Regions from separate parts of the Homo sapiens genome. Here region 2 is linked to region 1. The links are chromatin contacts, found by Hi-C or POLR2A ChIA-PET in ENCODE. All regions are on one chromosome and are shown on one strand. Each heading gives the region's core, a stretch centred on a gene start or an enhancer-like site at or near the end of the contact. The rest is flanking DNA. Distances are from core to core; before and after follow the strand shown.

Region 1 (4,726 bases), core at 581-3,080:
ACACCGAGAAAAAGGCCTATTTTATTCACCCAGACATTTATCATTTCTGTCACTTTCCCTTCATTCCTGAAGTTCCAGATTATCCTTACTGTTTCTCTCTGCTTGAAGTTTCTGTGGCGCTTCTTTTATCACAGGTAAATTGGAAATAAATTCTTAGTTTGTCTTCATCTGAGACTGTCTGTATTTCACATTCATTGCTGAAAGACACTTTTGCTGGATATAAGGTTCAAGGTGCGTAGCTCTTTTCCTCCATGCTCTGGGCCTGCTGTGCCACTTTGAGGACTCCAGGGCTCCTCCTGAAGGTGAATCCACGCTCCTTTGGATTTTTGCTCCCTGTGCGTCACGTGCTGATTCCTCTGGCTGACTTTAAGATTTCTTCGTGTTTGGTTTTCAGCTGTTTTATTATGCTGTGTCTGGGTGAGGGACTTCTTTAAGTTTATCATCTTTGGGTGGCAGAATAAATTTCATAAGCAGCCTACTCATACTCTCTCAGATGAGTCATCACAATGTCTAATTGGCTAAAGGAAACTCTAGAGTCTTGAAGGAGTTACTATTTTCCCCCAAAATTAACTTAGAAGATCGAGAGTAATAAACCATTCTTACACATATATAGGTGCACTAGAAATAAAAAGAAAAAAAGAAATGTTTCTCTCTATTATTTTCGAGTAGGAAAAAAATGACAGCCTACATTTTAAGTCTGGGCCTTACATATTATTTCTGTGTACGGTGAAAGTGGAGGAAAAGGCCTTCTGTGTGATAATTACGGACAAGGTGCTTCTGGGGGGCTCACAGAACACAACAGTTAACAAGCGGGTGTCTTCACCAATCGTCATTACAGCTAATGTAGGCTGAGCAGTTCTTACACGGCAGGTGCTACACCCACCTCTTTACATGCACCCTCTCGTGTTATCCTTGGAACAACCTTGTGACCTTAAACATTATTAACCCCAATTTGCAGGTGAAATTGAGGCATAAGTAACTTTCCCAAGAACATACAACCAACAGATCCAAGAAGTCCATGTTCTTAAATCCCGACATGAACTCCTGTCACATCCTGAGAAGGCACTCATGCTGAGCAAGTTAAAGGAATCATCTCACCCTACCCACACATTAGCCAGGGGGGCCATTTCCTGTTTCATTTCCTATCAGTGTGTGTCTGTTCTTATTTGGAAAAGTAAAGGAGGCTTGGCTTAAACCAATCTATCCTTGAAGCCACATTTTAGAAGGGTAAATATTGCTTCTCATGTCACATGTTTGATCATGCTTCTAAACTAGCTGGGCAACCAGAGGCGCTGCCTCGGATCTGTGCTGCTCAAGGACACAGCTCTCCCTGTGGCTCTGGGTTCTGTCCCAATTCTCTCCCTCTGCTGCTCTTAAAAAGCCCTTATCCATTAGAGACACAGTAGTTACATAAAATTATATCTTTTGGGATGGCCAGAAAATACTCCAATCCAAAGAGAAAGAGAGATAGAGAGTGGGGACAGGCAGAAACTGATTAAACAAGTTGAGTCGTGAGTCAATAATTATTAGTCATAAGCCACTTAATTATTAATCAGGTGGTACTTGGTACATGGGAGTTCATTACACAGTCCTTTCTACATTTGTATGTACTCTTTAAACATCAAAATAAAAAGTTAAATTTTAAAACACAAATAGAAAACTAGTGTGTGTATAGATGTGTGTATCCATGTATATACCTGTGTGTATAAATCTGGTTTCTGCACTTACTGTTCTACTGAAATGAGTGGCTCTACGACGGCCCCGAATTTCCGAATCCTTGGGTCTGTTTTTAGACTTCTTCGCAACCAGTCGGCGGTGGACTCTGCTGATCTCTTCATTTATATGAACTGGCAACTCGCTGCCCTCTCACAGCTTTTGCGAGCTCCTTAATTTCTGCCGTGTTCTTGGTTTATTTGGAGTCAGGTTTCCTCTCCCCCATTTCTCACACGTTTTCCCTGAAGATGCTCTTCCGCTCACACGGCATCTACTGTTACCAAGTCTGAGGGAATTCCTGTTCTAAATCCCTTTTCAAAGCAGCAAATTGTGCTCTGAGGCAGCTCCTGTCCCTGGAGCAAAGGCTCTGGTCACTAAGGAGCGTTCTCGCGCACGTGAACAGCGCCCCCTGCCGTGGTGTGGAGATATTGCGTCATGGAGACCCTCCCTGCGCAGCTGCCGGCAGGACCCGAGTCTGTCCCCTACCTGGGAGACCTCTTGGCAACCAGGCAGTTTGCGGGGGTTGCTTCCTTGGCCCTTTCCACTCATCGGTGTTGAAGGGTTAGAGCAAACCAGCCGCCCTCAGCCACCAGCTCCCAGCAGATGAAGTCAGGGGTGTGAGAAGACGCTTCCTCATCCTTCTGTGACTCGAGGTATCTCTGCCCTTTGGGAAGCAAGAAGAACAGCAGCCGTTTCTGCCAGTGTCCTCATACAGCTATGGCTTCAGCAAGCCACGCGTGGTCATCTGTCAGGGTCTGGGAAGAGAAAGAAGCCACGGAAGCTACCAGAACAGATAATTCCCATGAGGGACTTGATGTAGGGAATCCGTAGGTAGAAGGTCCTTAACTGGGGGCCAGAGAGGAAGCTGCTGCCTCCCCAAGCTTGGAGGAAGAAAAGGAAGAGACGGACTTGTTCTCATTTTGACTCTTGAAGAAGGGACACATGGCCTGAAGAGGAGGCCCCAGCTGCTGTGAGGGTCTCGGAGGGAAAATTGCAAATGGGGTTTGGGAGCCACTGTGCAAAGTGAGTGAGCAGCCTTGCAGCTGTGGAGCATTGCAGGGATGCAGAGCCCGGCTGTGGCACTGAGAAGGCCGCAGGTGTCAGCGCCGGGCCCCTCCTCCTCCCGAGGGTGGGCAGGGCTGCGCTGCTGGAGGATGAACACCTGAGGGCTGGGCTGCTGCAGGATGCACTGCTCAGGTCACTCACTAGCGGGAGGGAGAATTTTAGGACTGACTAAAGTCTCCGGACACATCCTTGGCAAACACAGGGAAGATACGTGGTTAATGCTCCAGGCAGAATGCGCAAGCGTCCCAAATTCCTAGGCTGAAACCTCACCCACAAGGTGACAGTGTTAGGAGGTGGGGCCTTTGGGAGGTGATGAGGTTCGGAGGGTGGAGCCTCATGGTGGGATTAGTGCCCCTACAAAAGAGGCCCCAGGGAGCTGCCTTGTTCCTTCCGCCCCGTGGGGGCACAGCCAGAAGGCTCCATCTGTGAACCAGGAAGTCTGCCCAGACACCCAGACACTGGAGCAGGGATGTGGAAAATGCCAGGCATAGCCAGGTGATGGTGAGTGGCCCTCTGGGGGCCTGAGTCCAGGTGCCTAGGGGGTGGAGAAGGATCAGTCAAGGGAGCTGTGACCTAGGTGGGTGGCCAAGGCCTGTGATGCCACCAGGACTTAATGCTCTGGGCTGAGGATGCCATCGAAGGCACCTGAAACAATTTCTCTATTATAGAGAGAGGTGATCCTGGCCAAGGGACTAATTTAGAAGCAGCCAGTCTAATCTGACTAATGGCCAAGTAAGTGTCCTAAGCACTTGAAAAGCAGGCAAAACAGCAGCAGCAGAGGAAGATGGAGAAAAGTTCAGCCTGGACAGATTTGCCAAGAAGTTTGCAATCAGCAAATTCAGGGGGATTTTTTTTAAACCATAGTTTAAAATTTGTCTTGTTGCAAAATACAGATATACATATTTGAGTTACATGTGGGAGAGAATTGTAAGGTCTTGTGTGTGGTTAGGGCCCCTAAGTGTTTCCCTCTGGCCCTGTGGGCAGTACCCCACAGTTAGGAAGTCCAAGCCAGCAGGCCAGGACCCCCATGCTCACTTCTCTGCTGGCCTCAGTGGTGATGGAGCATTCACCTCTGGAACAGTGTCTCCTCTTGGCTTCCAGGCATCCTCCTGCCCCACCTCTCCCCCAGATGACTCTGTCCAGCCCTGCAGCTGAGGCTCACTCACCAGCCCTTGCTTGGCCCTGGCCCCTCCCCTGTGCTTCCTGCACCTGCATGGGACATGACAAGACACTCAGCTGAAAGCAGCCAACGCCCTCCTGTCCGTACCCCACTGCCCCCTTGTTTTGCCAAGCAAATGGCCTCACTGTCAGTCTACCCAATGTTTCAGGCCCGAACACGGAGTCATCCTCTGTCCCTTGGTTCTCCTCATCCCCCACCTCCAAGTACCCTCTGTGCCATCCTTTCCCCCACGCAGCTGTTCCAGCCCAAGCCACCTCGGCCCTGCCTGGACCACCAGGCTGGTCTGTCCCTGTGGTCTTTGGCTGTGAGCCTTTAAAACACAGTCAGGGGTTTGTTCCTCTACCCGGGCCCTTCACTGGCTTCACTTTGCCCCAGAAATAAACTCCAAAAGCTTTTCCAGGCATGTGTGGTCTGCAGGGGTAGCCCCCAGGTCTCCTTGCCACCCTGAAGTCTGAGACCTCACCTGGGCTCAGGGCTCCTTGGCTAGGGCCTGGCCACAATTCTCCAAGGGGCGCTCAGGTGGCCCCAGGGCCTTTGCACTTTTTATTCCCCCATTTCCTCCCTCCTTTAATTTCAATTTCAACCCAAAGACAGCTCAGAGGTGCCTTCCCCTAAGCCCCACCCTCACCCCCATCAGGGTGAGCACCCTCCCTGTGTCGCCCCCACCAGGGTGAGCACCCTCCCTGTGTCGCCCCCACCAGGGTGAGCACCCTCCCTGTGTCGCCCCCACCAGGGTGAGCACCCTCCCTGTGTCGCCCCCACCAGGGT
Region 2 (4,726 bases), core at 1,625-4,124, 120 kb before region 1:
CACACAACACGTGGTCCTGTGTATCTGGCTTCTTCCACAAGCTTAACGTCTTCAAGGTTCATGCATGTTGTCAAGGTCTTACAAGTACTTCTTCACTGTTGTTTAGGGCCGAGTAATATTCCATCTCATGGATGGACCGCATTTTGCTCGTCCATCTGTTGATGGACATTTGGGCTGTTCCCACCTTCTGGCCACTGTAACGAATGATATTATGAACATGTATGAACAAGTATTTGCTGGAGTCTGTGTCTTCAGTTGTAGGAGTGGAGCTGCTGGATCGCATGCTAAGTCCATTTGCTGTAATGAACTCTTGGGGAGCCCCTCTATCGTTTCCACAATGGTTCTCACGAGCAATGCTCAAGGGTCCCAAATTTCTCTGGATCCTTTTGCCATAACGTCTTATTTTTTTTTTCATTCTCTTTCTTCCTGTCTTTCTGCCATCCTAGTGGTTGTGAGTGACCCAGGTTTTTTTTTTTCTTTATGTCAGTTGGCCTGATTCTATGACTCAGAATTTCTGTTGACTTTGGTTCCTGCTTAAAATTGAAAGGGGCTATCATCGACTTCAATTTCTCTAGCAAAAGTTAGAATAAAGATTACTGCGTTTATATTACAAGTGCAAAGAACCAATTATCTGTGACATTTTTTTCTTTCTGGAAAACTATCTCAACGAATAATCTCAAGCCTCTCACTGCCCCCAAGTTCCACCAAAAACAAAACCACTTTCAACCACTGAGGAGCCAACCTGAGCCGGCCATTGCATCTGTGGCGGCCTCCCTGGGGAGGGGCAGTGGCAGCCGGGAGGGTGCAGGATCGGGCTGGCGAAATAATCTCAGGGGAGGGCCGTAGGGTGCAGGGAGGACCGGAGGGTGCAGTGAGGACCGTGCTGGCAGAATGATCTTGGGGGAGGTGCAGAGGCGCCACGGGGATGTGCCGGCTCAGCCAGCCAAGGGCAAGGAGGCTCAGGGGGGTGAAAAGGAAGGAAGGAGGCCTCAGGCAGGGAGGCCCGTGTCCAGGTGCTGCGCCAGGACCCACCGCAGGCTCAGGCCGCAGAGGCACGGGACCCCGAGGGCCATGGTGAGAGAAGTAGGCACTCAGACCCCACCACAAGGGACACGGGGCCCAGGAGGGCCGTGTCTCATTCCCCAGCCACTGACCACAGTGCCTGGGTGCAGCCTCCAGCCCAGGCTGCCCTTCGCTTTCTCCCAAAGGTGCCACCTGCCCAGGCCTGCTTCTCCCGTGAGACATCAGGACCCGCGATGGCTCAGCGACTACTGTGAGAAGCAGCAGAGCCCAGAGGCGAACCAGCAGCCACAAACCCAGGTCCCATGGCCCTCAGATGCAGACCCCAGCCCCCAACCATAACCCTCTCAGATGCAGGGTCTAGCCCCCCACCACAACCCTCTCAGATACAGGGCCCAGCCCCCCACCACACCCCCTCAGATGCAGGGCTGCAGCCCCCCACCACACCCCCTCAAATGCAGGGCCCAGCCACCCACCACACCCCCTCAGATGCAGGGCCCAGTCCCCCACCAGAACCCTCTCAGATGCAGGCCCCAGCCCCCCACCACACCCCCTCAGATGCAGGGCCCAGCCCCCCACCACACCCCCTCAGATGCAGGGCCCAGCCCCCCACCACACCCCCTCAGATGCAGGCCCCAGCCCCCCACCAGAACCCCCTCAGATGCAGGCCCCAGCCCCCCACCACACGCCCTCAGATGCAGGCCCCAGCCCCCCACCACACCCCCTCAGATGCAAGGTCCCATAACTCCCTAGACACGGGCCCCAGCCCCCTATTCCCCCCCAGACATGGGGACCCCAGCCCCAGAAGGTGCCTGTTCAAAGGGAGCTCCGGGGTCCCGCTGGGCACCTGGGTGTGCTCCTGGACGCTGCCTCTGGGCACCACAGGGAAGGTGTTGAGGATGGACAATGCATGGGGCCAGTGGTCCAAGAGGAAGGACCCGTCCACTGGGGCCCAGGGCAGGTGCCAGGCTCAAGCGCAGAAGGCCTCTGATCCCAAGGAGGCAGCGCCGGCACTTTTGGAAATGGAGCAACATTTGGAATGCTTTAGGACTTTCTGTCCAGTAGGATTTGAGAGCAACTTTTAGTAGAATGAAAAAGAAGAGAGTGTTGTGAGGCGCTGCCTTGTAGCTTCCCGGCCGTCTGCCTGTTGAGTCTGTGTTCTCGAGTTCAGGATGAGATTTTCTCAAAGGCGGCACATGCAGCTGTAGCTACTTAGCGTCCTGATTTCAGACGAAGAAAATGCAGGGACGACTGAAAACACAAAACGGATACCACATTTGAATTCGGTGGCATGACCTGCAAAAGCGGACCCCAGCGTCCCCTCCTGCCGGAAGCAACTGAACACAGGTGAAGTGGGCGTGGCTCAGCAAGGCCTGGCTGGTAGGGTCGGCTGAGGCCGGAGGTCAGCAGCCCTGTTGGTTGCTGGCTGGGTATGGGTGCCTTGAGGAGGTTGCCATTAGCTCTGGGTGATGCTGGTGGGGCTTCAGAGACCCTGGTCCGCTGCTGAGTGAGGTCCGGACCCTCAGGACAGCCAAATTTGTTTCCATCCTGCATCAACACTTGCCACCCAAAACTCTGCTCTTGTGTCCTCAGCCCCAGCCCACCCAATCCTGAGGGCTGAGGTGGCCCTCCCCTCCACGCCCCCTCACCTGAAAGCCTCCTTGGGGCCTTGGCAGCAGCAGCCAGCTCTGTGGGAGGGAAAAGGAGGCTTGTCCAAGTGAAAGCCAAACACACAGCCACCCCCCCTTCACCCAAGTTCCCTGTGAATTTGCGTCTTTCTGCAAAACTCTACCCAAATCGTGTATGTGGAGCAAGACTACTGCCGGCCCCTCCCTCCCTCACCCTGGAGGCTGCAGTTCACGTTAGCACAGTGAACACTCTTCCGTGATTGCACTAAAGAAACTTGCTTGTCGTTTTTAACCCAGCACTTCCCAAACTTACTCGCATGGAGCTCTTTTCTTGCAAAACGCGTATTAACATTTGGTGGAACACTTGTACTCCTGAAAGCACAGCAGCGGCAATTCTCGTCTATAAATGGTTTTGAATTTAACAAATGCCATTCAACGAGGTTTTTCTTAACAGATTTATTGAGATATACTTTAAATGCATACAATTCTGTGTTTTTAACATACGAAAAGAAATCAAGCTGTTATTAGCAGTTACTTCCTGCTTCCTCTTCTCTCCTCCCCTGGCAACCCTAATCCACTTTTATTTCTACAGGTTTTCACTTTCTGTACATTTCACATAAACAGAACAATGCAACATTGGTCTTTTGTGGCTCTTTCACTTAATTTTTTCAGGTTCATGCATGTAGCATGTGTTTGTAATTCATTCTTTCTTTTCCTTTTTTAAATAATTCATAGATTCACACATCATTTCTTTGTAATGGCTGAATAATATTCCATTGCGTGTGTTTGTGTGTGCATTTGTGTTTTTGTATTTTTGTGTGTTTTATGTGTTTGTGTCTTTGTATTTTTATGTGTTTTTTTTGTTTTTTGTTTGTGTGTGTGTATGTATGTTTGTATGTTTGTGTTTGTATGTTTGTGTGTATGTGTTTGTGTGTGTGTGTTTGTGTTTTTGTATTTTTGTGTATGTTGGGTGTGTTTGTGTTTGTGTGTGTGTGTGTCCCACCTTATGTCCTTTCATCAGTTGATGGGCATTTGGGTAGTTTCCATTTTGGGCTATTTTGAATAGTTCCCTATGACATTCTTTGTTTTAGTATGTGCTCTTCTTAGACACAGAGCCAATAGGATGCATGTACAGAGAGAAAGATAAGAAGGGGATTTTTTAGCGGAATTAGCTCATGCAATTTTGGAGGCTGAGAAGTCCCATGACAGGTCATCTGCAAGCTGGAGAACCAGGGAAGCTGGTAGAGTGGTTCAGTCCAAGTCTGAAGTCTTCAGAATCAAGAAAGCTGATGGTGTAACTCTCAATCTGACACCAAAGGCTCAAGAGCCCAGGGGGTCACTGTGTTAAGTCCCAGAGTCCAAAGGTCAGAGAACCAGGGGTTCTGACATCCAGGGCAAGAGAAGAAGGGGTCCCAGCTCCCCAAGAGAAAACAAGAATTCAGTCTTCCTCTACCTTTGTTCCATCCAGGCCTTTAGCCCAGATCATTGAGGGCAGATCAATGCAGGTGGACCTTCCCCACTCAGTCCAACAACTCACACCTCAGTCTCCCCCAGAAACACCCTCACAGACATACCTTGGACAGATCAATCATTCTAATCAAATGCCAATCTTCCTAGGTTTCTCTTTTGGCAGAAGAGGGATGGGCTCAGTGCCTCCTGGAGTACTGAGGATGATCAATGGCCTCCCAGCTACCTGGGCATCTCTTGATCCAGTCAGGTTGACACTTATAATCAACCATCACAAGTCCACCCCTTGTCAACTTGGCACCCACATGCATCTCCTTAAACCATATTTAATCTCTTAAAAAGATAATGACAAGGTCATAGTTCCACCTAGCATGATACAATTCGTACAATAAAAACACACTAATTCCTTCCCCAGAGGAGGAAGTGAAGTCCTTGAGTGACATTTACTCCTCTCCTGTAACTTAAACACTATGGTGTAAAATTAACAATACTTAAATACTGATGCAAACTCAATACATCTCATATGATAAAGGAGTAAGATAGAAAAGAAGAAAAATTTGCCTAATATATGTATATTTACATGCAAACATATTCGTAGCAACACAGGGAGA

The links. A loop is a pair of places that touch in the nucleus more often than their neighbours do. ChIA-PET counts read pairs that join two places held with the same protein, here RNA polymerase II (POLR2A). Pooled maps may share reads with other maps.
Region 2: a loop to region 1 is called in a map of naive thymus-derived CD4-positive, alpha-beta T cell, with 3 times the contacts of the local background. The contact joins two enhancer-like sites. A Hi-C loop is called at or near these places in 10 of 168 maps with a recorded cell type or tissue (CD14-positive monocyte, dorsolateral prefrontal cortex, endothelial cell of umbilical vein and 5 more), 2 of 37 single-sample maps with no recorded cell type and 18 of 50 pooled maps. POLR2A ChIA-PET finds 5 or more read pairs at or near these places in 1 of 52 experiments (OCI-LY7).

What each region holds. Positions count from the first base shown.
Region 1 is chr6:169,829,220-169,833,945 of GRCh38, reverse strand. No RefSeq gene overlaps it. Among named protein-coding and RNA genes, the nearest start is that of LINC00242, 33 kb to the right of the region's middle. Within about 2 kb of position 1,830, at least 3 of the 41 ENCODE cell types and tissues checked have a DNase peak (open chromatin) inside an H3K27ac peak, as active enhancers do.
Region 2 is chr6:169,954,004-169,958,729 of GRCh38, reverse strand. It overlaps LOC107986674 (a long non-coding RNA gene), which reads right to left. Exons shown (of 5, transcript XR_001744483.2): 5 at 3,458-4,726. Among named protein-coding and RNA genes, the nearest start is that of LINC00242, 160 kb to the right of the region's middle. Within about 2 kb of position 2,874, at least 2 of the 41 ENCODE cell types and tissues checked have a DNase peak (open chromatin) inside an H3K27ac peak, as active enhancers do.